2 separate regions of the Homo sapiens genome follow, and region 1 is linked to region 2. Evidence: chromatin contacts called from ENCODE Hi-C or POLR2A ChIA-PET data. All regions are on one chromosome and are shown on one strand. The core of a region is the stretch at or near the end of the contact, and the rest is flanking DNA. Distances in the headings are between cores, read along the strand shown.

Region 1 (7,658 bases), core at 3,056-5,555, 7.2 Mb after region 2:
ATCACAAGCACAGGCTGAGCATCCCTGATCCAAAATGCTCCAAAATATGAAACTTTTCAGCGCCAACATGACACTCAAAGGAAATGCTCATTGGGAGCACTTCTGATTTCGGATGTTCAACAAGCATATAATGCAAATATTCCAAAATTCGAAACACTTGTGGTCCCAAGCATTTTGGATGAGGGATACTCAACCCGTAGTAAGGATTAGTACGGTCTCCTGAAACTTGTTTTTGATCCTGATGTAAAATATATTTCTTACATGGGTCACGGTTCAGAAAAGTTGAAAAGTGACTGATAAAATTTTGTAACAGAAATGTGCAAACCAAAATCTCATTTTTAAATCACATTTCTGCAAACTCAAAGCCGATTGGTGTTCCTGCCTCCATCTGAAGCTTTTCTTTTAATCTCAATTGAGTGAAACAACAAATGCTCAATGAAAGACGGAGTACTTATAGCCACAGATCAGCCTGATTTCTTTATGTTTATTCGTCACTATATTCATTCAGTTTCTGATGTCTATTTTTTTCCCCTACTGAAATATAAAACTGGGGTTTAAGAGAAAAAAAGCAAAGGCTTCAGCAACTTTCATTAAACATTTACTTTAAATGGTAACCTCATTCAGATCTACCACTTTCAACCCCTCCCCTAGGACCTGGCACATGAAAGTTCAATAAGGGTTGCTGATTGAATAAATTAAAAAATCAGCCTCCTATTTCTAATTTCTTTAGCCAATCTAACTAGCAATGAGATAAACTTTAATGTTTGCAAAAGTAACCATAAAACAGTAACACTGCATGATGAGTGGGAGTAGGAGGAGTAGTAGTTTCCAATCACAAATTTGCCACATAATATATGATCTCACCTTGGTCAGTTAAGTCTTCCTTGGTCTCCACATCTACAAAATGGTATAATATCATCTACATCTCAAACGGTACCGGTAAGAATCAAGAGGCATAAAAATGATTTGCAAAACATTGAAAAATGGTGTTTATACTAACATGGTTGTTATTTTTCAAGCATCCTTGCCTAGGCCACCTGAATTCACTCTGCTTTATTTTTTTATTTTATTTTTTTTTTTGAGACGGAGTCTGCCTCTGTCGCCCAGGCTGGGGTGCAACGGCACAATCTCAGCTCAACGCAACCTCCGCCTCCCGGGTTCAAGTGATTCTCCTGCCTCAGCCTCCCGAGTAGCTGGGATTACAGGCGTGTGCCACCACGCCCAGCTAATTTTTTGGATTTTTAGTAGAAACAGGGTTTCACCATGTTAGCCAGGATGGTCTCGATCTCCTGACCTCATGATCCGCCCACTTCGGCCTCTCAAACTGCTGAGATTACAGACTCTGCTGTCTTTCTAAGCCAACTCCTTATAAGCCCTGGTCAGGAGACAAGAAAAAGGGAGGGCTATGAGGCCTATCAGAGCAAGCCATAGAAGAGATACGGACTTCTCTCCTCCCATTTAGCAGACAACAGTCGAAAGCAGGTGTGTTTTTAATTGAATCTTCAGCAACAACTCTTAGGGAAGCCTCCCAGGGCAGTAGCAACTGCTAATTTGAAGTAGAAAATAAATGTGCTGTTGTTTTTCTTTTGTGGGGTGGGGGAGGAGAAAAGAATGTTCTTCCCCAAATGATACACTGTTACCATACAGTCTGTAGATGTACTTAGGTACAGGAATGACTGGCAGAAGCCAACTTACCTACCTCTAAAACTGTAAAACTGTAACAGCTGAAAATCTGATCATCTTTTCCACTGAGAAACACTTAAGATCTTTCATACTGAGAAAACAAAATAAAAACAGTTCCCATGTAACACAACCTAACAGATACATAATAGTTGAGAGGCAAAGTTATTAAGGAAATGTATCTTCTTTTCCCAAGGTTTAAGAATTCTGACCCACTCAAAAAAAAAAGTGAGGATAAAAATGAAAAGGTGAGATACTAGATATCACCTGGTAACCATCTGATACTGACTTCACGGCACCAGCCAAAGGGGCTTTAGTACCTTTTCAAACTGATTCGCTATCCACAAAGGCCAATTAACCTAGTAAGTGAGGCATTTGTGCTAGATTCCAACCTGATGAACACGGTATAAATATCAACCTAAAGGAAATATTGATAAAACTTTTTTTTTAAATCATTACAAGAGTCCTTTCTTGCTCGACTAGTAAGAAATTACTTTTTTCACCCAGTTCACTCTGACCTACACACCTCTAAATTCATACCAAAGCGGCTTTAGAAAATACCAAGAAACCACATCTGATTGTTACCCAGCAGTCAGCAGAAGTTTAGGTTTTGAATGCATGCTAAATTCAACGCTCCTTAAATGAGAGTCGACAAAAGAATATTCTTCAAGCATCTTCCCAGTCACTCTTAAGATAATAACTTAACTGTTGCTGCTTAAATGTATATTTATTTACTGCTTAAACATATATACACACATATATATACTGCTTATATATACACACACACACACACACACACATATACACACACACACACTTGGACTAAAATTCTAGCTGCCATTAAAGTGGTAACTTTGAGTTCCTATTTTTCCAGAATTCAAACCTGAACAGTGAAATCCAGTTTTCTTTTTACGGTTTCAAAAAAAGAAGGGAGAGGGATGATCTCACTGGAAGAGGCGAGCAGACCCCAGAGGCAGTCCCAGGTCTGGGCTCTGTGCTTCTCAGCCCTCAAGACACAGGGAAGGAGCCTGTTGGTACCTGTAAATCAACCAGTAATCTACTTGGATGCTTTTGGTTTTCTTCAAACACTTAACGTTCACTCAGCTAAACTGGCAGAGCAAACTTTCATGACATATCCTAACTGCATCCTAAGATTTCCATCCTAAGCATTTTGCCACCATTTCTGCGCCTACAAAGTTTACAAGAGTTAGCCAAGGACGGTAGCTTTGTTTTTCAAAGGGCTAAAAGCAACGACAACGAAAACAACAACAACAAAAAACCTTTAACTTATACATGTAAATTTGAAATTCAACTCCTCTCCCACTCCCCAAAAAGTCACTGGTAGGCCAAGGTGTCACCAAGTACCGAAAGAGAGGTTTACTGGGCGAAGAATTCCTGTAAATGCAACCAAGTCTCAAAGTGAAAGTCCAGGGTCCCGGGGCCGGGCCCGGGACCCTGGTGCGCGGCTGTCCGAGGGATTCCTCCTTCCAGAAGGTTTGCAACTCGCACTTTCCCCCGGTCCGCAGGTGCACGGGGGCTCCGGGCAAAGCCACTGCAAGTGGAACTCGCGGTTACCTTCCTCCACTCCACCCTGCCTACTCCGCTCGGGCCCGGACGAGTCCAGGCGCGCTCCCCGTCCCCGCCCTGCCCAGGTCTCCCGCCCGCCTGCCCGGGGGTGGGGGACGAGCCTGGGGGACGCGTCCTGGGGCCCTCCGCCAACCCGGCCACCACGCAGGGCCCCGGGACCCGGCGGGGGCCTCCAAGGGCATCACTCCACCTCACTTCTCCCGGGGACAGGGCCACCCAGGGCCTGCAGCTCCGGAAGAGTGTTGGGGCGAGGGGAGCGCGGAGGACTAGGCGCCCGCACCCCCACATCCGGACCCAGGCCGCGGTTCCTACGGCTCCTGCACGCACACGCCGGAGACCTCGGCCGCCGGAGCCGGCAGGGACGCCCAGGGACTCGGACTCGGACCCCCGGCCGAGCCGGGCGCGCGGGGAGCCAGGCTCCGGCGCGACCCCGGCCGGCTGAGCGTAGGGGGACGCCGTGTGGATACCGCCAAGTTGCTGCTTCCGCCCCGGTCGCGCATCCCGGCCCCGCGGCCCGCGCCCGCCTACCTGCATGCCGGGCAGGCCCGACTGCACCGGGGAGTGAGCCATGGCGCTCAGGACGGCCACTTCCTGGGACGGGACGGCCGGGCCGCGACGATCCGCGCGGGGCGGCGAGGCCCGCGGGCCGCGCGCAGCCCTCGGGCGGCGGGGCCGGCCGGAGCCCGAGGCCACCCCAGCCCTGGCGGGTCCCGGCCGGGCGGCGGGGGCTCAGCGGCGGGTGGCGGGCCGCGTCTCCATGCACGGCGCCAGGGAGGAGCTGCTGGGGGCGCAGGGCCTCGCGCGCACTGCCGCCGCCGCCGCTGCTGCCGCTACTGCTGGGCTGGAGCCGGGCGGCCTGGGCCCGCGCGCGCTGGCCGCTGGAGCCGGAGTGGGCGCGCACAGCCCGCCGAGCCCGCGAGCGCCGAGCGCGTCCCGCCCCGGCCCGGCCCCCGCGCCCGCCCCCACGGCCCGGCCGGGGACCCCGCCCCGCGCTTCCGGGAGGGGGAGGGGAGAGGCCGGTGGCCGCGCGGGAGCCCTAGGCCGCAGCCGCCGCCTGTCGGCCCGGCCCGGGTCCCAGCTGCTCCTGCGGCGCTCCCACGCCCCCGCGGGCGGGCGGCGGGGCCGGGAGGGGGCCTCGGCTGGGGCGGGCGCCGGGAGGGACCGAGTCGGGGCCGGAGGCTGGCCGCGTGCCCACCGGGCCGGCGCCGGGGCGAGCCTGGGCCGCGGCCCCCTCTTCCCGCCAGCCAGCCCACCCCGCCCCGGCGGCCTCTGGGAAAACGCGTCCCGGGCGAGCCCCTGAGGGCAGGATCGGAGTCGGGGGCACCTGGGGAAGGAGAGCGCCCCGTGGGGCCTCGGCCGGTGGCCTGTGCCAAAAGGCCGGGCAGAGCTGCTTCGGTGTCTGGGTGAAGTTTCCAGCCAACCCAAGAAGGAAACCGAAAGGGAAGAGGCCGAGAGAGAGGTTAATTCCTAGTGCTTTGGTTACCGAAAACAGCCCGGCTGGGACTGCTGGGCTGGGAACTTAGCTAAGCAGTGCGGAGGCTGAACCCCACCATCTCTGGGATCCGCAGCAAATCAGAAGCCCCCACCCACGATAAGGGGAAAATGGGGCGCAGAGGGCAGGGAGGAAGGGAAGAGAATGGAAGGAAAGCGCGTCTGGACTTTGAACTGCAGCCCTCTCCCTCTTTCCCTTGCCTCGGAAGCTCCAGGCCCACTCAGCACCAGTTCTGTCTCCTCTTTTCAGCCGCCTTCTCTCTAGCTACTGAGGGGAAAAGTCAGGATGAAGCGGGTCCCTCGGCCTCCAGAAGGTGTTTTATTACAGTCGCAAACAGGTAGAGCGGCAGCCACCCCAGTGATGACTCCCTGCTCCTTAGATTGTAGGGACGCTGGCACCTCACTCATGCTCCTAAGTGGCCATTTTGCGCCCTGGCTGGGCGAGTTAGGCAGACAAAATGAGCCCCCAAAAGTTTAAAGGCCTCCACCAAAGGAGTATTTCTTTTCTGAGGTGTCATTGTATTCCATCCACGAACTTCAGTTCCCCCGGGTGCTCTGGATCTGACATGGAGTAGGATGCTAACATCTAATCCCTTCTTTCCCTTTGGAAAGATGCATGTTTTTTCTCGGAGTCCTAGGGAATACCTTAGAATACTTTCATGGTTGTCATTGGTACACCCATCCCTTGAGGAGCCCTGCCACCCGTAAGTAGGACTGCAAGGAAATACAAAATTAAGAGAAGTATGAACCCTGATACCCAGGAACTTAAAATCAGGTGTATAAATTTTGTACACCTAAAAAATATGGTACCTAAAGAGGCGAACAGCAAAACAAGCAAGAATGTGAATCTTTAAAATGTTTCTATTCTTCAGCGCAGCCCAGGAATTCTACCTAAAGTAACATATCCTAAGGCAACAACCAAGAAGTGTGGAAGAATGCATGTAAGAAGACACAGTGATGTTTAGAATCCTGGGGAAACGGAACAGCCAAAAAGTCTCACAGAGGTTAAGTAAATAATAGCATTTTCATACGAGTACTATGTAGTCATTTAAAATTATGTCTTTCAGTACCTAGTAATGGGGAAAATGTATTCATTATATATTATTAAAGAAAATACAGGGTACAAAACACTGTATATAGACTGATCTCAAATGACTATATATATATTAATATATATGGCCTACAGACACACAGTCATGTATTGCTTAACAATGGGTATACATTCTGAGAAATGTGTTCTTAGTTGATTTTGTCACGTGAGCATCATAGAGTGTACTTCCAGAAACCTAGATGGCATAGCCTACTACACACCTAGGCTATATGGTATGACGTATTGCACCTGGACCACAAACCTGAACAGCATGTGACTGAACTCAATACTGGAGGCAACTATAACACAATGGTAAATATTTGTGGATCTAAACATGTCTAAGCATAGAAAAGGGACAGTAAAAATATTCTTCTAGGGTCAGCAGAGCCAGGGCAATAACCTGGCACCAAGATAAAGAGCAAGAAACTAGATGAATGGATGGAAATGTCTGGATGCTGATCTGAGACATTACCATGGTAAATGCTCAGAAATCACTTTGCAGTGGGCTAATTGCCAGCAAATAAGTCACAGCAGATGGGGGACAAAGGCCCATAGTACCCTGGGTATAAAAAAATAACCGGAATCCTAGTTTGTGTCCTGAGGCTAGTGAGGCTCAAAACAGGGAGATTCCGGCAGGATGTAACTTCTCTGGACACAGTGACTTGCATCCATTAGCTGGTCTGTTGCCCCGAACCCTGTTTATCTTCTCTCCACACTGACCATTGTTTCATCCTTTGACAATGTTCATACTGTTGAGCACCATTCTTATCGAAAGAAGGGAAGGAAGCAACATGGGAGTTACTGGTTCTCCTTGGCCCTATGCAGGTAGTACCGAGTATTCCCCATGGCAGAAGTAGGTCTCCACCTTATTTGTTTTTGCACAACAGAGATGATGCACAGGGCCTGAGCCCGGGATCAGATCCGGTGCAATTGCCTATTATGTTCATTCATTCACACCTTTTTTGAATACCAACTATTAATACATGTCAGATACCCAGTTCAGTACTGGGCATATAAACATTAGATCCTCAGGTGCCTCTTAACCCATCCTAGGGACCTGGTCTCCCAGAATCCTAACTTTGGATGAATACAATACCATAATTGATTAAACTTAGAGTGGCAATAGCTATCATTTCCACCAAGGAAAGAAAAGGATCATCCTCTCACCCTCTTCCTCTTGTCACTTTCCCTCCACCCCCAATGTATGATTACAACAGGTTATACACTACCGTAAGTCCAGAAGGAGATTATGAGAGTCTCCATAGAGATGATGCATTTTATGGTCTCCATGGAGATACTAACCCATTGAGTTATTTACTTTATCCATTGAATTATTTTTCTTCCCTGGTCCTCTTTGTCTTTTGTGTTCACTTAAGGACATCAGTCTGGCAATGAATTATGATCTGAAATATATTCTGGACCACAAAGAATATTTCCATACCCCTATATGGAGCCCCTCCAAATATAAAGCCCCTATGTATTTGCTGCCCCTAAGCTAGTTTGTACGCACTCTCAGCAGAGCTCAGAGAGGAACAGAAAACAAGAATTCCACAATCAATCCCTTCACTTTTCTTTCTAAGTTGAAAAGATAAACACCCCCAAATGCTGCTTTATAAAGAACAGCTAGACAAGTAGAGCATTAGCAATTTAAATTCAGAGATTAAAGAAAGGGACTTACATGGTGAACTTTAAAGGGAGAAATAGGAGTAGCTTGGATAAGTAACTAACAGAAGGCTTAGACAAATTTCTACACATGTTCAGTAGGTGAAGACAAATTATCAAGATCAGTTTAAAGAAGAATGTCTAGTCA
Region 2 (7,571 bases), core at 3,715-6,214:
TCTCATGTAAATAATACTTCTGAGTTTTTATGATTTTTATCAGTTTATTCTTTGCACACTTTTAGAAATACAGCAATTGAACCTTCATAAATATTCCTTCTGAACACGTTGCTATCCAACTTTTAAAGTGCCCCCAGAAAGGCAAATTATTAAAGATATAAATAACCCATCACAATTTACACAAAATAAAAATAAATTTTCATCATCTTGATATACATAGAAATTATTAGGCTTGATGGTTAAGATGAATATTGGTACTTAAGTATAGTTTTGTGAAATAGTAGGACAACTGTCAAATTTGTGTTATTTTGAGCAATCTTAAGGACCAAATTATATAATCAATATCTTAAGTTGTTTCTAGAACTATTATCTAGCAGAATACAGCCACATGATAGGCTGAATCAACTTGTTTCTTCTGGGAAAAACTGAAGGTAAATCCTACATTTGAAAGCAAGAATATTAAAACAAACAAACAAGCAAACACACAAACAAGAAAAACCTAAGAAGAGTTTAGAAAATTGAATGAAATTAACTAAAATCAGTAGTATTTGGCAATTTCTCTGCCCTGGACACTTCTTGTTGTTGTCTTTTATTATTTAAAAAAAATTTGTGGATGATCCAGGTGATCTCTACGTAGCCCTTTTTCACTGCTAAGTGATTGAGAACAAATTCAATTTATCATATCTAAACATGTCCACTCCAGAGAATTTTTTTCAAACATAACACAATCCATGTGAGGAATAATTTTTCCAAGATTAAGTATATTTGTTAGTTAAATTAAACTTCAACCCCAGATAGCAAAGATATAACAGCACTCTAATTACCAATGTGTCTTCCCAAACAAGGTTACTACAGTGTAAGGCATTAAGTTTTCAGAATTATTTCTGAAGGTTTTCTGTCTCTCTTTTTTTTAAACTTTATGCCCATAACTCCTTGATGAAGGAGTTGCAATATCCTGGGCCAGTTTCTCATTGCTTCCTTATGTGTTAATTAATAACATACATATGCAATAGAGATAAAAACAGGCACAAACATTTATCAAGATTAATCAGCTAATAGTAATGATTAATCAAACATTTTTATTTCATTCAAGAACTAAGTACCAGAGCTTGTCAGTCGTGATTCATATAAGTATGACCAGGGAATTTTTTGAAAAGGATTTTGGCCCCACTTCTTACCACCTAAATTAGAATATCTGCAAGTAAGGGTCACACATTTGCATGTTTCAAAGGCTCTTGGTTGATTGTAAAGTACAGCTGGGCTGGGAACCACTGAGTTAAGAACAAGAAATTGAAAATAAGCCATTTCCAATTTTGATGTTTCATTCTTCTAGTGAAAACAAATGAAAAACTAGTGAAACACTTTACCACGATGTACCATAACAATATATTGCCTTTAAATGTTTAAATTCAAAATGTATTAGTTTTATAAAAGCCATACCACTTTACATATACTGATAGACATCAATGCATAGCAAACTTCCTTAAGGGTAGAGACTGTATCCTCTTTATTGTGACAAATAATACCTATTCTGTCTATTTTTCTTAATTAAATAATAATTATACCCATCTGGTTCTACAGAGTACCACAGTAACAACTTCAAAGATATGAAAACAGAGTAATTTTTTCAAATTGCTTCTTTATTCAAAACCACACACGTTCATTTTTCCCTCTATAATTTATAATTTCTTAATTCCAAAACCTTAAGTCTATCAGGTTAAATGATTATGGTCTTTGTGTTCACTATAAATTTATTGTCATTAGTAGCATCTTGGAATGTCATTTGTAGTGAATAATTCATATATTCATGTTATGCAGGATTATCTACTACCATAAACAAAATGCAGATGTTCTAAATTCTAAATTAAGGATGTAAAATAACCTGCCATCAGAATAACAGTTGGATTAGACATTGGAACAAGTAAAAAAAAAAAAAGGTTGAAGACATGAAATCTTCAGCTTATTTGTGAAAGATTCGTGGTAATCAATAATATTCTGGAGTTCCTAAACTTTTCATGGACACGGGTTCTGTCTTATCCCTCCTTATATCTTTGACCAGTGCAAGCATAGCAGACACATAATACATAATTGCTAAAGTGGACCGAACAGTTTCAATGGAAAACATAATTAATATGGGAGGACTAGACTGTGTCTTTTCAGACATTTATAGATATATATTGTAAAAAAAATCCCAAATTTCATCATTGAATGTGTGTTATTGATTACTGTTTGCTACATTACAAGAGTCCAAAATGTTCTCAGTTTATAACCAGTTCACTTTCTGAACTCAACGTGGTGTTTAAATTTGTATTCCTTTTCCGTAAAATACAAATGCTGTGGGAAAATAATACATACTTATAGGCATCTATGTTAAAAATGCCAATTCGCAAAAATATGAAATATACTTAATTGCTTAGCCAATTTTTAGACCCTCTGAATTACTATTTAAATTATATATAAATACAGGTTTAAAATAACACTAGAAGTTGTCTTTAACTTAGATTCTTGCATCATTCCTATGTTTTCACATCTATAATGTGAATGTGATTATTGTTTTATTAGTTTCTTAAATTCTATAATTATGCTAAAACACAACATTTTAACTGAATTTATCTTTCAAAAATTCAACACATTTAACTCAGTTGATACTGACATAGTTAAACAATAAAAGGTAGGAAATAAAATCCTCAATATTATTTACAAGGTCAATAACTTTTCAGATCTTCTTAATTCATAACATCTATAAGACCGAAACACATGGGTAAAAAGTAAAAAATACAGATATTCTCTATTACTTTCTATATATCATGTAAACTGAGGGCTATATAGAACTGCTCTGACGTTGAACTGAGCTTTTCATTTTATCTAAAACGTTCTGAATGTTCTGGATTGTGTAAAACAGTACTGTGTTTTAGCTGACTTGAGAAGGCTGTGTGTCTCACTTTGGCATTTCAGATTGCTTTATTTTTACATTCCTTGGTTGCAGAAGGCATTTGTTAGCAGTTCACATATTTTTGTGATCTTCAAAATTATAACCACAAAAATCTTCCCTTTAGTTATCAAGTATACCCAAGTGTGGCCCCTAAAATCAGGGAAGATAGGTTTCTCACTAGTAGTGACTTCCAAAAAACATCAAGTTGGCTAAGCTTCAAATTCATTTGGGATTAAAACGTTTTCAATTATTCTAATTATACTTAAGATAATTTATTAATTTTGAAAGGAAGTATGAGCGAAACCCTTAAAATGCAACCTACTAATTCTGAAACTTTCTGGAATTTCCAAGTCAGTAGGTTTAAATGAATTTGCGTCTTCCAAAATCCTGATTACCATAAAAAAGGGTATACATTAAGAATTATTTCTTATACTGTAGTCACAGAAAATAGTTGCTTGTATGTCAGATTTCCACAGAAATATAGTGAGATACCTAAAAACAGCTTTTTAAAGCTAGTAGTATTTCAATGTTGACTTTAATTGGAAGGAAACTATGAGATGAATAACTCCTGCTAAGAAACCTGTATATAGGTGGGATTTCCCATGATTCAGAGAGTGTGATGAACAATCTTACTCACAACATCCCCCCGCCTCAACCATTCTAATTTGAAACAGAAGATAAAGTTTTAAAGAAAAAGGCATTGACATATTAGTCAATGCCGACCAAAAGTAACGTAAAATTAGACTTGTAATAAAATTAGCAGTGTTTTCCTCTTTGAAACGTTCATAAATGACTATATTACAGAAATATTAGATATTGTAAAATTTCAGATTTGGCCTTTTATTTTGATTTACAAAGAAAGGAATATCTAGAAACTAGACTCAATAAAAAAAAGAGTAGCAAAACTTTAATCCACTATTTTTTATGTCATCACTAGTTTGACAATTGGATTTAAGCAAAGCATGATAAAATAAGTCAAAGACAGTAAATGACAATACTGTCAAGGTTTGAATGTCAAAAATTTTAACATTGGGGCATTAAAGACATCCTTTGGTAATGTGTGTTTTACAGTTGACTTGTACAATCACGAACCAGTGATATGTGCTTTGCAGTAGCTACTTACTAGATTTAAACCAATTTATAATTGCTGTATTTCTCGTAAATGTTATGAATCCTCACTTTTAACAATTATGTTTCTGAGAATTCCGGAATTTCCTGAACCACAATGTGAAGAAGGAGGTGCTCCTGATTGGGCTTCTTTTCTCAGCTTTGTGGTTGTTTATGAGGTTCTTTCCGAGCTATGCTATTTCTACTGGAGAACCCAGAGTTCTTACTAAATGCAGCTGGGCATGAGAGGGGAGGCTCAGGTACTGCAGCTGTGAAACCTCTGCTCGGGCATGCGTTTTGGTTTACACGCGGCCAGGTTAAGGAAACACATTGCCACGAAGTGTGCATTCACAAGAGTGTCGGGTGTAATGTATTTATTTCTGGGTCTCAAACGATCTTTGCAGCGAGTAATTCTGTTTCGATGTTAAAGTCACTGGATTTTACTTCTCTGGTTCCGGTTGGCCTGGAGCAGGCCCCTAATTACCTCGGAAACCCACCAAGGGCCGGTAAAGTAATAAACTGTGATCGCACAGCGTACACGTCGAGTCCCAGGGAGAGCAGGGCTCCCAGGAAGCCCCGGGAAGCGTGCGCTTCCAGGAGGGTGTGCGGCGCGCGGGGGTCTGCACGCGCGCAGAGCTTGTTAACGGAGGGCGTGCCGGAGGCGTGGCGCGAGGTGTTCGGGCGAGGCGCTCCGCGAGGCTGGCGGCGGTGGGCGGGCCACGGGGGAGCGCGGCCCGGGGAAGGCTGCGCGGCGCCGCCAGCGGCTCCCGGCTCCCGCTCTCCCGGCCGCCAAGAACGAGCCGCCGTGGGCGGGGCCTGCGGTGATTGGCGGGCGGGCGGGGAGGTCGGAAGTACTTTGTTTTTTATGCTAATGAGGGAGTGGGGCTTGTCCGTATTTACGTTGAGGCGGGAGCCGCCGCCCTTCATTCACCCACATGGTCCTTCGAGGTGCCGCCGCCGCCGCCCGACCTGCGCCTTCGCGCCACTTCGCGCCCTCGGGCGAGGCCGAGGGGGTGGGGACGACTACCGCAGCGCCGCCGGGGCTCGCGCTCCTCCGCGAAGCTCTCCTCGCGGGGCGGGCCGGCCGGCCGCACCCCCGGCCTGGGGCCTCCGGTCGTAGTAAAGCGCAGGCGGGCGGGGAGGCGGGAGCAGGAGCCCGCGGCCGGCCAGCCGAAGATGGTGGCGGCTACTCCTCCTGGTGAGTCTGCCCGCCCCTCCGGCGACGGAGGGAAACCTGTTGTGTGCGGCCCGGGTCTGGCGGGCGGGGCGGAGCGGCCCGGGGCGGACTGGCCCGGGGCAGCGTGGCGGCGGCGGCGTGGCCGGGGCGGGTCTCGGCCGTTGGCCGCCCCGGCGTGTGGCAGCCGCATCTGGCTGCCCCCTCGCTCGCCCGCGGGCCGGCGGAGGGGGGCAGGGCCGGGGCGGGAGGGTGGGAGGGGGCGGCGTGCGCGTGGCGGCCGCGCCCGGGACCCGCGCAGACCCTGCCTGGGCCGACCCGAAGGCGGGTGGGCGGACGGCGAACACAATGGCCCCTCGGGGAGAGGACGTGCGAGGCCCGTGCCTTCTCCGGGGCCCGGGGCGCGCGCGGGGCGTGGGGTCTCTGGGTAGGAAAGTTTCTCCCGAGGGCGAGAGTTAAAGCGCCTCCAGAACAAAGCGGCGGCGGCGGCGGCACATGGGGCAGGCCGCGGGCCGGGAGGGGGCGCGCCCACGAGGTACCTGCGCGCCAGCGGGCGGCGTGGCGTGGGCGGGAGCCCGCGGTTCCCCAAACTTTGTACGCGCGAGGGTGGGCGGAGGGGCGCCGAGATCGGCGCGGCCTGGGCGCCACCCCCGCTCCGCGTGGGCTTTGTTAGCCCGCGTGGGCAGCCTCGGGGCGGGGCCCGCAACTTCCCCGCCGTGGCCCTCGGAGGAGGCCGCAGTCGGCCTCAGCCGCGGCGTGGAGCCGCCTGCGCCCGGCCGCTTGCTGGGAGTGTGGCGCGGGAGGGCCAGCCCGGCTCGGCGGGAGCGGCGTCCCCGCCGCCATGTTCCTGCGGGGCGGGCTGCACGGGGGTGAGGGCGGGGGACATGGCGGCGACTGCGCGCCGCCGCCGATTGTTCCCGGCTTAGGCCTCGGGCCGCGTGCGACGGGCACCGCGGCCGCGGAGCCCCCGCCCCTCTGGGCCGGGCTCGGGGGGGCTGGGGGACACAAAGGAGGGGCGGCGCGCCCGCGTCCCCGCCGCACTCGGGCCTCGGCGCCGCCGGTCGCCGCGCGGCTGCCGCCGGGAAACGGGTTGGGGGGGTTGCCGCGTCCGGCGGGGCCTGACTCTGACCCGCCGCCCCCTGGCGGCTACGCGGAGAATCGCAGGGCCGCGCTCCCCCTTGTGCGACATGTGCTGCCGGCCCGGGCTCCATGAGCGTGGCGGGCACTTTGCAGTCTCGGGTGTTCCTGCCCGGTCTTCTGTTCCTAAACTGCAGCAAAGGGAAAAGGAACTGAAAAAGGCAGGCTCGTCGTTGCAATATCACCAAAAGAGAAAATTAACGGCATGCCATCAGGACCACAGCAGTTGGAGAAACAACTCTTTATCCCGGCTTGCAGCCACGAGGTCTTGATTGGGGGAGGGGTGGTGAAGAATAGTCTGTGGGCTGCTTTTTTTTTTTCCTTTTACTGGAGCTGTACAGTGGAGTCGGTGATTGCTGCTGATCATAATCAAGTATTTTAGGAGCTTATTTAGACATGTATCTGATAGCTAAGGATTTTTCAACTTTATTCTCTTACGTATTTTTCAACTGTAAATTATTGGGCTTTTAAATCCTGCTAGTATTGCTCGACTCTTACTCTCACAAATGGATGGAATTAATTGCTGTTAGGAGGTTGGAAAATAGCAAATATAGATTTGGACGGTGGTAGTAATTTTGAGCAAATAATGTTTTATCTTTTTTTTCCTTATTTTTCCCTATTCCAGTCATACACGTGGACCTAACTGCACCAGTAGCTTTTCTGAGAATACTTGCTGAAAAGGAAGTTTTCTGGAATGGGTAAGTGTATTCTGATTTTCTTGAACTTTTCTTAAAAACAAATTTTTCTTGCTATTAAAGTTGAATAAATAGGATTGGTTTCTTAGAGAGTAAAAGTAGGTGTTTCTTTCTTTAGACAATGTACCTTTTCTGAAAAACTAACTCATTAAGTACGGATTTGCTAATTTTAAGGTAGTAAAATTACAGTGTAAATATTCCTGTACATTTTTGGAAACTGGCTTATGCAGTTTACGAAATATAATTTTAGACCCTCTTTTAAGTTGGGTGATAAAGTAGATATAACCTGAGATGATAGATTTAAACAGGATATTTACGTTCTGCTACAATTGACTGATAACACTTGAAGTGTAGTCTGAACAGTAATTTTGTTAATCATTTCAACAAGTATTTGCTAAGTGGAAGCCAGAAGAGGAGGAAAATGTTTTGCCACGTGGATGTGAAGATTTCCTCTAAAAGGTACACATGGACTAAATTGCCTTTAAATGTTCCAAAATTAGTTCTCATTTATTTGCAGTCTCATTTT

Evidence for each region. A loop is a pair of places that touch in the nucleus more often than their neighbours do. ChIA-PET counts read pairs that join two places held with the same protein, here RNA polymerase II (POLR2A). Pooled maps may share reads with other maps.
Region 1: a pooled map shows a loop between it and region 2 (11-fold over the local background). The contact joins the promoter of STK24-AS1 here to the promoter of MIR17HG in region 2. A Hi-C loop is called at or near these places in 2 of 37 single-sample maps with no recorded cell type and 11 of 50 pooled maps. POLR2A ChIA-PET finds 5 or more read pairs at or near these places in 1 of 52 experiments (activated CD4-positive, alpha-beta T cell).

Annotation. Positions count from the first base shown.
Region 1 is chr13:98,572,950-98,580,607 of GRCh38, forward strand. It overlaps STK24-AS1 (STK24 antisense RNA 1), which reads left to right and starts at 4,306. Exons shown (of 1, transcript NR_046542.1): 1 at 4,306-5,892. It overlaps STK24 (serine/threonine kinase 24), which reads right to left and starts at 4,158. Exons shown (of 11, transcript NM_001032296.4): 1 at 3,796-4,158. The coding sequence starts at 3,837. RefSeq lists silencers at 1,668-1,727, 3,192-4,061, 4,112-4,421, 4,442-4,591 and an enhancer at 4,682-4,871.
Region 2 is chr13:91,342,723-91,350,293 of GRCh38, forward strand. MIR17HG (miR-17-92a-1 cluster host gene) reads left to right here and starts at 4,965. Exons shown (of 3, transcript NR_197388.1): 1 at 4,965-5,237; 2 at 6,976-7,048; 3 at 7,434-7,571. RefSeq lists enhancers at 4,454-4,533, 6,003-6,550, 6,551-7,098 and silencers at 4,634-5,413, 5,464-6,453.